2 separate regions of the Homo sapiens genome follow, and region 2 is linked to region 1. Evidence: read pairs that join two places in POLR2A ChIA-PET (ENCODE). Cell type or tissue: MCF 10A. All regions are shown on one strand.

Region 1 (5,000 bases):
GTAGACGGGGTTTCACCGTGTTAGCCAGGATGGTCTTGATCTCCTGACCTCGTGATCCACCCGCCTCGGCCTCCCAAAGTGCTGGGATTACAGGCATGAGCCACCGCGCCTGGCCTCAAGACCATTATTTTCTTTACATGTTCCAGGTTTTCCCCACTAAGAACATATTCTTTTTTTTTTTTTTTTTTGAGATGGAGTCTTGCTCTGTTGCCTAGGCTGGAGTGCAGTGGCATGATCTTGGGTCACTGCAACCTCCGCCTCCCAGGTTCAAGCAACTCTCCTGCCTCAGCCTCCCAAGTAGCTGGGATTACAGGAGTGTACCACCACGCCCAGCTAATTTTTGTATTTTAGTAGAGACGGGGTTTCACCATGTTGGCCAGGCTGGTCTTGAACTCCTGACCTCAAGTGATCTGCCCACCTTGGCCTCCCAAAGTGCTGGGATTACAGACGTGAGCCACCATGCCCAGCCAGGAACATATTACTTTTCTTTTTTCTTTTTTTTAAGACAGAGTTTCGCTCCTGTTGCCCAGGCTGGAGTGCAATGGCATGATCTCGGCTCACCACAACCTCCACCTCCTGGGTTCAAGTGATTCTCCTGCCTCAGCTTCCCGAGTAGCTGGGATTACAGGCATGCCCCACCATGCCCGGCTAATTTTTTGTATTTTTAGTAGAGATAGGGTTTCTCCATGTTGGTCGGGCTGGTCTCGAACTCCTGACCTCAGGTGATCTGCCTGCCTCGGCCTCCCAAAGTGCTGGGATTACAGGCATGAGCCACCATGCCCGGCTGGAACATATTACTTTTCAAATCAGAAAGGAGGCTGGGCGCGGTGGCTCATGCCTGTAATCCCAGCACTTTGGGCGGATCACCTGAGATCAGCAGTTCAGGACCAGCCTGACCAACATGGTGAAACCCTGTCTCTACCAAAAATACAAAAATTAACTGGGTGTGCTGGCGGGCACCTGTAATCTCAGCTGCTCGGGAGGCTGAGGTAGGAGAATCGCTTGAACTCAGGAGGCGGAGGTTGCAGTGAGCTGAAATAGCGCCACTGCACTCCAGCCTGGGCGACAGAGTGACACTTCGTTTAAAAAAAAATTAAATCAGGAAGGATATTAAAAGTGAAAAATAATTTCAGGTCTACAAGCCACTGTGGTTATTCTATTTGAATTCTAAATGTTCCCTCAGTTTTCCTGCCAATCTTATTCTGTTTCCTTTTGAGGAACTAATAGCTTGTAAGGTAGGGGTGAGCAGTTGGATTTATAAGTGTGGAGAAGCATCCTGGCACCTCTCTGAGAGTTTCCTCCCAAACCAGGCCACCTCCCCAGCCTTGGCTGCCCTCCGAGGGAGTGGCCCACATGCAGGTGAACTTCACACTCCACAGTATCCGGGCAGGAAGCCTTCCATTCCACTGGCCTCTGGAGGAAGCCCGCAGCTCTGAGCCCAGTTGCCAGTGTGGGAGGGAAACTGAGACTGGGAACTCACTGCAGAGCAGACTCCAGGGACTGTCTCACACCTTCCCTACCCTAAAGACAAGCATTTCCAAAAGCTACTGCACCCCTTTTCCTCCCCTTCAGGGTTGGGGAGAGAGATTTGAGAATTGAGGGTAACCCTGGCCGGGCACGGTGGCTCACACCTGTAATCCCAGCACTTTGAGAGGCCGAGGCGGGTAGATCATGAGGTCAGGAGATCAAGACCATCCTGGCTAATACAGTGAAACCCCATCTCTACTAAAAATACAAAAATTAGCTAGGCATGGTGGCAGGTGCCTGTAGTCCCAGCTACTGGGGAGGCTGAGGCAGGAGATTGGTGTGAATCCGGGAGGTGGAGCTTGCAGTGAGCCGAGATCTCGGCACTGCACTCCACTCCAGCCTGGGCAGCAGAGTGAGACTCCGTCTCAAAAAAAAAAAAAAAAAAGGAATTGAGGGTAACCCAGAAGTCAGGAGTTTAACAAGAGAAAATACCAGGCATGACAGACAAGTCCTGGCTAGGTCTTGGCTGGATGGAAGCAGGGAAGCTAACTGGTCATCGCTGGTGGCTGGGACCAGCCTTGTGAGTAACCAAGAGGCCAGGCCAGTGGTTCTGAGACCCTGAGTGTGTTTCAGAAGGTCTCAGATAAAGAATGTGGGAGGTTTACCCCTTCTTTGTGCACTGCTTGAAAATCCCAGGCAAGGAGGTAGCTTAGATAATGTAGCATACACTGAAATTCTTCTGTGCTGAGACACTTATTTCCTGTCTTTATTCAATGCCAGTGAATACCAGAAAGTTTCCTTTTCAGGAGCTTGAAATTCAGGCATCAGGAAGGTGAACAGAGCCGCAAGCAAAGGCACATGGACACGTGTGAATCACACAAGCACTAAAAGCCACCATGGAGTGGAGGAGGGGAAGGTGAGGCCTGGGTGGGGCCTTCTGCAAGAAAACAAGGAATATCTGTTTAGGGATGGGGGTGGGGAGAGAAGGAAAATAGCCTCAGGGGACCAGAAAGTCAAACACTGACTTCAGGAAAGGCAGTGTCTGCACAAACGTTCCTTCTGAGGCAAGAAGATACAGGTAATGGCGGAGCACGGTGGCTCACATCTGTAACCCCAGCACTTTGGGAGGCCAAGGCGGGCAGATCACCTGAGGTCAGGAGTTCAAGACCAGCCTGACCAACATGGAGAAACCCCGTCTCTACTAAAAATACAAAAATTAGCTGGGCGTAGTGGCGCGCCCCTGTAATCCCAACTACTCGAGAGTCTAGGCAGGAGAATGACTTGAACCCGGGAGGCAGAGGTTGCAGTGAGCCGAGATCGCGCCACCGCACTCCAAGAGCAAGACTCCATCTGGAAAAAAAAAAAATTGGTTGGTATCTACATCAAAATGGGCTTTCTATCTTTTCCTCACAGAATTCAACTTACTCTCCCCCGACTCCAGTCTTAGACAACACTACTGGCTACGTGCAGGACAGTCACCCCCTGTTTTCCTGCCAAGGGCTGATGGTCACCCCATGGAGTACTGGAGGTTGGGAGAAGGGTTAGAGTTATCTTTCTAGTACCATTCCCTCCCAGAGAGGAGAGAAGTTTCTACTTAAGAGTGCAAGGTAGAAAAGCAGGAGGGTTTGTAAAGCTCCTACCCTCAAGTAAATGCATAATTTGCCTGTCCTAACGTGGCTTCCTAGAAAACAGAGCTAGAGGCAAAGCCCAAGGGTTAATGTTTCACTGGGGTGGGCTGCAAGCCCAGGGCAGCAAGAGTGAGGAAGAGGGGAAGCTAGGCAGCTGAGGAAGGAACGTGTTCTCATTATGGATGACAGGTCGTTGTGTTTTCATTCATTCGGGGGCCTCCAAGCGTTAGAAGAATCACATGGGGACAAAGCAGCAGCAGAATGAGCCACTGCGGGCTCCTTCCGGCCTCCTCTCTCTTTTCCATAAAAGTCCACCCCACGGTGTTAACTCCCCTTCATGTGCAGGTTGTGTTACTGGGCCCCTCTCAGCAGCTACTGGGGAGCCAGAAGGTCCTGGAGTCCAGTTTGGTGCTGGAGCTGCTGCACCTTGGCCCTCACTCCTAGGGGAGGTTGAGGCAGTGGCTGTGTGAGGAAAGAAGCCATGGCAGTGACAGCTGTGCCTGGAGAGCCACAGAAGGATGCAGCCGGCACTGCCCTCACTACGCGGGAAGCACTGCAAGACTGAGAGACTGAGGCAGGATCAAGGCCTGGGAAGGAGTGGGGCTTAGCAAATCTAAGGAGGTTTATAAACTGGGTCCAGAACATTGACTTAGGGAAAAACTGTTTAGATTCTAAATTTGATGTTCTGAGCAGCCAGATGTATTGTGACTGCAACTTCTGTAAGCACCGGTTTTAAAAAAGCATGTGAATTGAAAGATTTCTTGTGTTCTCTCCTCATGACAAAATGATGCAACTATCTTGGCCGGGTGTGGTGGTTCACACCTGTAATCCCAGCACTTTGGGAGGCCGAGGCAGGTGGATCACTTGAGGTCGGGAGTTTGAGACCAGCCTGGCCAACATGGTAAAACCCCATCTCTACTAACAACACAAAAATTAGCTGGGCATGGTGGCAGACGCCTGTAGTCCCAGCTACTCGGGAGGCTGAGGCAGGAGAATGACTTTGTCTTTAAAAAAAAAAAAAAAAAAAGATAGAAAAAGATGCAACTGTCTGCAAGGCCTAGAGGCCTTCCAAGTTTGCGCTGGGCTTGAAACTATGTAGACGGCCTAGATCACTGGCCCAACCACTGTCCAGGTTTGGAACAGCTTCATTTATTTCTTTATTTTTTTGAGACAGATTTTCACTCTTACTGCCCAGGCTGGAGTGCAATGGTGCAATCTCAGCTCACTGCAACCTCCGCCTCATGGGTTCAAGCGATTCTCCTGCCTTAGCGTCCTGAGTAGTTGAGATTACAGGCATGTACTACCACATCCAGCTAATTGCTAATTTTGTATTTTTAGTAGAGACGGGGTTTTTCCAAGTTGCTCAGGCTGGTCTCAAACTCCTGACGTCAGGTGATCCGTCCGCCTTGGCCTCCCAAAGTGCTGGGATTACAGGTGTGAGCCAACGTGCCCGGCCTGGAACAGCATCATTTTTTTTTTTTTGAGACAGAGTCTCACTCTGTCACCAGGCTGGAGTGCAATAGCGCGATCTTGGCTTGCTGCAACCTCTGCCTCCCGAGTTCAAGTGATTCTCCTGCCTCAGCCTCCCAAGTAGCTGGGACTACAGGCATACGCCACCACGCCCAGTTAATTTTTGTATTTTTAGTAGAGACAGGGTTTCACCATGTTGGCCAGGCTGGTCTCGAACTCCTGACCTCGTGATCCACCTGCCTTGGCCTCACAAAGTGCTGGGATTATAGGCGTGAGCCACCGTGCCTGGCCTAGAACAGCTTCATTTTTAGCCAAACAGAATGTGATAGGAATCAAGCCAATCATCCTACAGTTTGGTAAAATTATCCTTCACCCCTTCCCCTGCTTGACAATACAGAGCTGTCAGCTGAAGGCACGATGGATCCTTTGCTGTGT
Region 2 (5,000 bases), 190 kb after region 1:
CGTCCTGAGCCACCTCTTCCCCCGCCTGAGCCCTGAGCCGTAAGGGATCCAGGGTATCAGGTCCCCGGGGGCCGCCCCCTCACCGTCCGAGTCCAGCTCCGGTTACCTGCCTGGCCTGCTCCTTAAAATATGTATGAGGCCCTTGCGGGTGCAGTTTCGCGGCCCCTCCCGGAGTGGGGCTGGGGGACTCAGGGTGCGAGGGGAGCTGAGGGGGGAGGAAGCGACGCGAGCTCCCCGGCCGGGGCCTTCTCGACTTTCAGCAGCGCATTTAAGAAAAGGTGGAAATCGGATCTGTCTCGGCGGCGCCCCAGCCCCGCCCGCTCCGACGGCCGGACCTCGCGGCCCAGCGGCTAGCTTTCTGCTGCGCGGTGTCTGGTTCTCGACAGCAGGTGAATGGGCCAGGGCGGGGCGCCCGGAGCGCGGGGGGCGGGGCGCGCGTTATAAAGGGGAGCAGCAGGCCGCGGGGGCCACTCGCAGTCCGCAAGGCCTGCGCTTCCCGCTTTGCGGTCCTGGGCACACCCGGCCCGGGTTGCCCAGCATCGCATGGGTCTGAGGACCAGGTAGGGCGCGGGTGCAGAGACAGCCAGGGAGGCTCGAGGCGACCTAGATGGGCGGGGGAATGCTAGTAGGACGGGGAGGGGTTAATGTGGAGCTATCACCCCCTTTTGGCCCGTTGGGCTCTGTGACGTGCTCATTATCTCCGCTGTCCGGGTTCTCGCTCACCGTGCCCATCCCTGGCTGCATGGGGAGAGGGGCCCCGAGGCCCTGAGACTCGTCCAGTTATCCACCTGGGGTGGGAATCTTGCTTCCCGATCCATCTGGCTGCGACATCTACGGCTTCAGCAGGCCCTGCCCGGGAGTCGGGCATATTGAAGGGTTCGTATCCTTGCCGTCACCCTTGGCCCCTCCCGGCTCGGCAGGAGCTGGGGGTGGGGAAACTATAGATTTCCCGGGCCCCGCTTCCACTGCCTCACCCCCTTCTTTTGCTCGAGCCCAAGACAAGGTGTTAACGGTCTTCAAGTGCAAGGGTTAGGTTTGGTGGGAGCATAGGCTAAGCACCACCCTCATTTTACAGGGGCTTCTAGGGTGCCAGATCTGCGGGGGTCGATTGGGAAGAACTAGAAGCTAAAAAGGAGAAGGGCGGATTAACGTTTTATTTTAATCTGGTTTTGAGCTGCCGTTGCCGTCTGGGGCGGCCGGGCGGGGCGGAGCTGGGACTGCCAAGGGCAGCCAAAGCAGCAGGGAGGGAGGGGGCGCTCCGGTGCTCAGGATGCTGGGGAAGAAGGAAGAGGCCACCCCAACGCTGACAGCTTGGAGGACCTAGCCCCTGCCCCCCGGTCCCTTCTGAATGCTCCGGGTGGTGTCAGACCAAAGGACGGTTGAGAAGGATCTAATCCGCGTCCGCGCCCCAGCCCCGGCTGGCCCCGCCCCCTCCCGAGGGAGCCACTGTCGCAGTGGGGGGAGGGGGAGATGGGAACGGGTCTGGGGGGCGGCTCCCCTCCCCCTCCCTCTCTTGGGACAGACAGCCTTTGTTCCCGGCGGCGGCGGCAGCGGTGGCCAGACACCTGTGAGGCCGCAGAACTGGCCGAGGGTGGGCGTGTGAGGACATGGAGGCCCCTTGTCCCCATTCCAGCCCTGCGCCCCTGGGTCCGGGTGCGCCCCCTGAGACAGGTCAGCCTTGAGCACCTTTCTGCGGGGAGACTGCAGAGATCGTCCAGTGGCCCTACGGTGCGCCCCAGCTCCCAACGCACTTCCCCTCCCCCCTCCCAGGGTCGGATTTCCAAGCACGCCACGCCACACACACCTCGGCTAGCTCCGGGCTCAGAGGGCGCTGGGGTGGCAGGGCGTCCGGGCGCACCTCGGCTAGCGGCACCCTAGCCCGAGGGCAGGAGGCGGGGATAGAAGGCGGGCGACGGGACCCCTTGGGGCCAGACCCGGCCGGGTTGGGCAAGCAGGCGGGGCTCCCGGCGTCTCCGCAGTCCCGGACGGGCGTGCCCTGCGCCGCGCACCAACCGGAGCCACATTCAAGGTGAATCATCCCCGGCCCGCCCCCTGCCCCTCCCCGCCTCGCGGCACCTGAGCCAATGGCGCTGCGCGAGGGGCGGGCGGGGCCCGGGGCGGGGGGCGGTAAAACCCTCCTGGAGTCATTCTCTGTGCACTCCGTCGAGCCCCCGCGCAGCCGTGCCGGAGCCGCAGGGCCTCCGTCCAGCCGCGCGGTCCGGGCAGCCCGCGCCCCCTGTTCTTCCGGTCCTCGGGCCCAGGTACCCCTCTGGACCTCCCCCGCCTGCAGCGCGGAGGCGGCTCCTCTTCAGGTGGCCGGGCCGGGGCCTTCCCCGGCAGACCTGTCACCCGACACCCAGGAAGCGCGCGGCCGGGTCCCGGCTCCCCTTTGTTCCCCCGCTGGGCTCGGCGCTCCGGCGCCGCCCCCTCTCGCGGGGCAGCGGAGGTTTGGGCCCGGGCCGGGCGCGCTTCAAGCTCCGTCCATGCGGCTCTTTCCAAACCGGGGCCGTTTTTGCCTGGCTTCTCTGGTGTGGACTCCGCGCGGAGCTGAGAGGCGGCTGTGCGCCCAGCCTGGAGCCGGCGCAGGTGAGTGTCTGGGGCCGGGAGCGGGGGGGCGGGCCGGGCGGAGCCAGAGCGGGGCTCAGTAGAGGAGGCGGAGGCGGGCGCCCGGGACCGGCCGCACTAGAACCCGGGTGCAGGGCAGAAGTCCCGGCGCAGCTGGCTTTCGGGGATGACGCGGCAGTGCCTACTCGCTCTTCCGCGCCTTCAGGCGGAGGCGCCCACGGGGCGCCTGGGTCCCGGGTCCGCCAGTGGCGTCTGCCCAGCGCCCAGCGCTGTTCCCGGGCGGGGGCGGGGGCGGGAGCGGCTGCGGTCCGAGTGCGGCCGGTGCTTGCGAGGTGCCTACCCGCGAGGAGTTTGGCTGGGGTCGGGCTGCGTTTCGCCGCCCTGGTGGGCTCAGGCGGAAGCGCCAGGCTGGGAGGGGGCTGCGGAGAGCGCCGGGGCCCCGGAGCTGGCCCCTCCAGCGTCTTGTCAGGGCTGCGCGGCTGGTTCGAGGCTGCTTCCGTGGCCCGGAGCCGCCCCGCCCAGTCTCTGGGGGAAAGCGGCTCTCAGACCTCCCGTGTGCCTCCACTTCGCGGCCACTCATCCCGGGAACCCCGGCGCACGCGAATGAGACACCGTTCCCCGCCCTCAACTGCCCCATTCCTGTTAATAGCGCTAGTGGCACCCAGGTTCCCAGCCCTTCCCCAAGATCGGCGGCTGGACGGCTTGCCTCTGGCGCCTCACCGGTCAGCGCATCCCAGGACTATGGGCAGTGAGGGTGTCACCCGGGGTCAGGGGTCGCCCGATTCCACGGTGTCCTCCAGGCTGAGCCATTCGTTTGCTCTTCCAACCCGGGCTCCCGGACACCGTGTACAGTAATACCCGCCGGGGGCAGGGGCACTGAGGCCGGCTCTGAGCGATTAGGGCCGAGGGCGGGCGGTGCCGTAATCGACCTCCCCACCCCCACAGGCAAGGTGCGGCGGCGCCTCCCAGGTTTGCGCCCGTCTTCGCAAAGCTCCTGAGGGCGAAAATCCTGCGAGCCAGGTGGCGGATTCTCGGGCCGGGTCACTCAGCTCTACGGGTGCGCATCACCCTCTACCTGTCACCCAGTGAGCCCGACCGATGGGCACCGAGTCGGCGGATCTCTGATCCGAGGCCGAGCCTTCGGAGAAATCTGTCCTAGTGGCCTCATCGTGGCCTGAGCGAACGCAAAGGAACCTGCCCCAAGCCCAGCTCTCAGCCTCGACCCCCACATTCCCCGCGCGGCTCTCGGTTCGGACCTGGGCTCGGAGCGGCAGCCTCCACCACTGCTCGTTTCTTTACCGCTCAAGGCCGCCCCTTCATGCTCCTGCGGGGGAGTTAGCGGGACCTCTGGAGTCGGCCTTACGCAAAGAAGAGAAAATTCTAGGATGCCGGCCTCACTTGTGAGGATTTCGTTTATTCTTTTTCTCCTACCGGGGCCCAGTGGCTCTTGGAGTGAGCTCCGCACCCCAGACACCTGAGTATTTATTTAATGGGTCGGTGGCGGCCTGGGCTTCGGGGAAAGGAGCTCTGGGCCCCTCTCCCAGCACCTCATGGGGACACAGGATGACAGGCGCAGCGTCCAGGGCATGCCCGTTCAAGGGCCCCAGCAGCCTCTAGCCCCTGGGACCTCAGGGGCATTTGATAGAGACTGGAGGGATCAGGACCAGACCGGTTGTGGGTGGCGCGGCTGGGACCCTGGACTCCAGATTCGTTGTGTAGAGGTGGAGAGGAGAGCCAGGAGTCGAGCGGTAGGCTATGTGCTGTCTAAGGACCCCGGAGTACCCATAGCCCAGAGTCCTGCAACACTCACCTCTAACACTGGAAGGGGTTGGGGGCCTGCCCTTTGCATTGGGCACCAGTGCCCAGGAAGGGACACCCCTAGGGGAAAGGGGACTCGAGTTTTAAGAAGGCCCAAGTAGAGTTCAGGAGGGTGGGGCTGAGAGCGACCGAAGGTGGGAGGGGGCGCTTTGTGGAGACCTCCTAGGATGTGTAGGACCCCCACACACCCTGTGAGTCCCTGGCTGCCCAGCCTGGCCTGCAAGTTGCATCTCTTTTGGTCCTCTTCCATTGCCAGGCGCTGACGCCCAGCGGGTGTGGGAGACCTTGTCTTCATCTTCCCACTCCAGAAGCGGATTTCTGTGCCTTTGATCTCAAGGTCAGGGCTGTGTCCTGCAGGGAGGGCAGAAGAGGCTGCTATCCTGACCTGCGCCAAGCCATAGGCCTCTGTTTTCCCTTTTGAGATTCCGAGTGGGGATTCTGCTGCTGATGTCGGAGAGCTCCTCTTACCCGCTTTTCGAGAGAGCTGGGAGACCTTGCTTCCCTAGGGCCCAGGCCCCAGCCTCCCTCCACCAGGATGGAGAGGCCCCAGCGGGCGTGGCACCCCCCAGGCACTGCGGCACTTGGGCTTCCTGTCGCATTTGGGTTAGGAGGGGTGA

The links. ChIA-PET counts read pairs that join two places held together with the same protein. Peaks named below come from ENCODE experiments on the same cell type or tissue, not always from the same donor. Only the 100,000 strongest peaks of a DNase experiment are listed, where the experiment ranks them.
Region 2: POLR2A ChIA-PET joins it to region 1 with 5 read pairs; 1 of 35 experiments calls an interaction of 5 or more read pairs at or near these places.

Annotation. Positions count from the first base shown.
Region 1 is chr7:129,967,370-129,972,369 of GRCh38, reverse strand. The region is part of intron 1 of UBE2H-DT (UBE2H divergent transcript); the gene reads right to left. Among named protein-coding and RNA genes, the nearest start is that of UBE2H-DT, 17 kb to the right of the region's middle. RefSeq lists enhancers at 2,716-3,357, 3,358-4,000. In MCF 10A, no CTCF peak of the experiment used is centred here; a DNase peak (open chromatin) is centred at 2,359.
Region 2 is chr7:129,777,376-129,782,375 of GRCh38, reverse strand. No RefSeq gene overlaps it. Among named protein-coding and RNA genes, the nearest start is that of MIR183, 4.9 kb to the right of the region's middle. RefSeq lists enhancers at 1-361, 1,208-2,053, 4,592-5,000 and silencers at 1,674-2,473, 2,534-2,613, 2,764-2,893. In MCF 10A, no CTCF peak of the experiment used is centred here; DNase peaks (open chromatin) are centred at 2,045 and 2,365.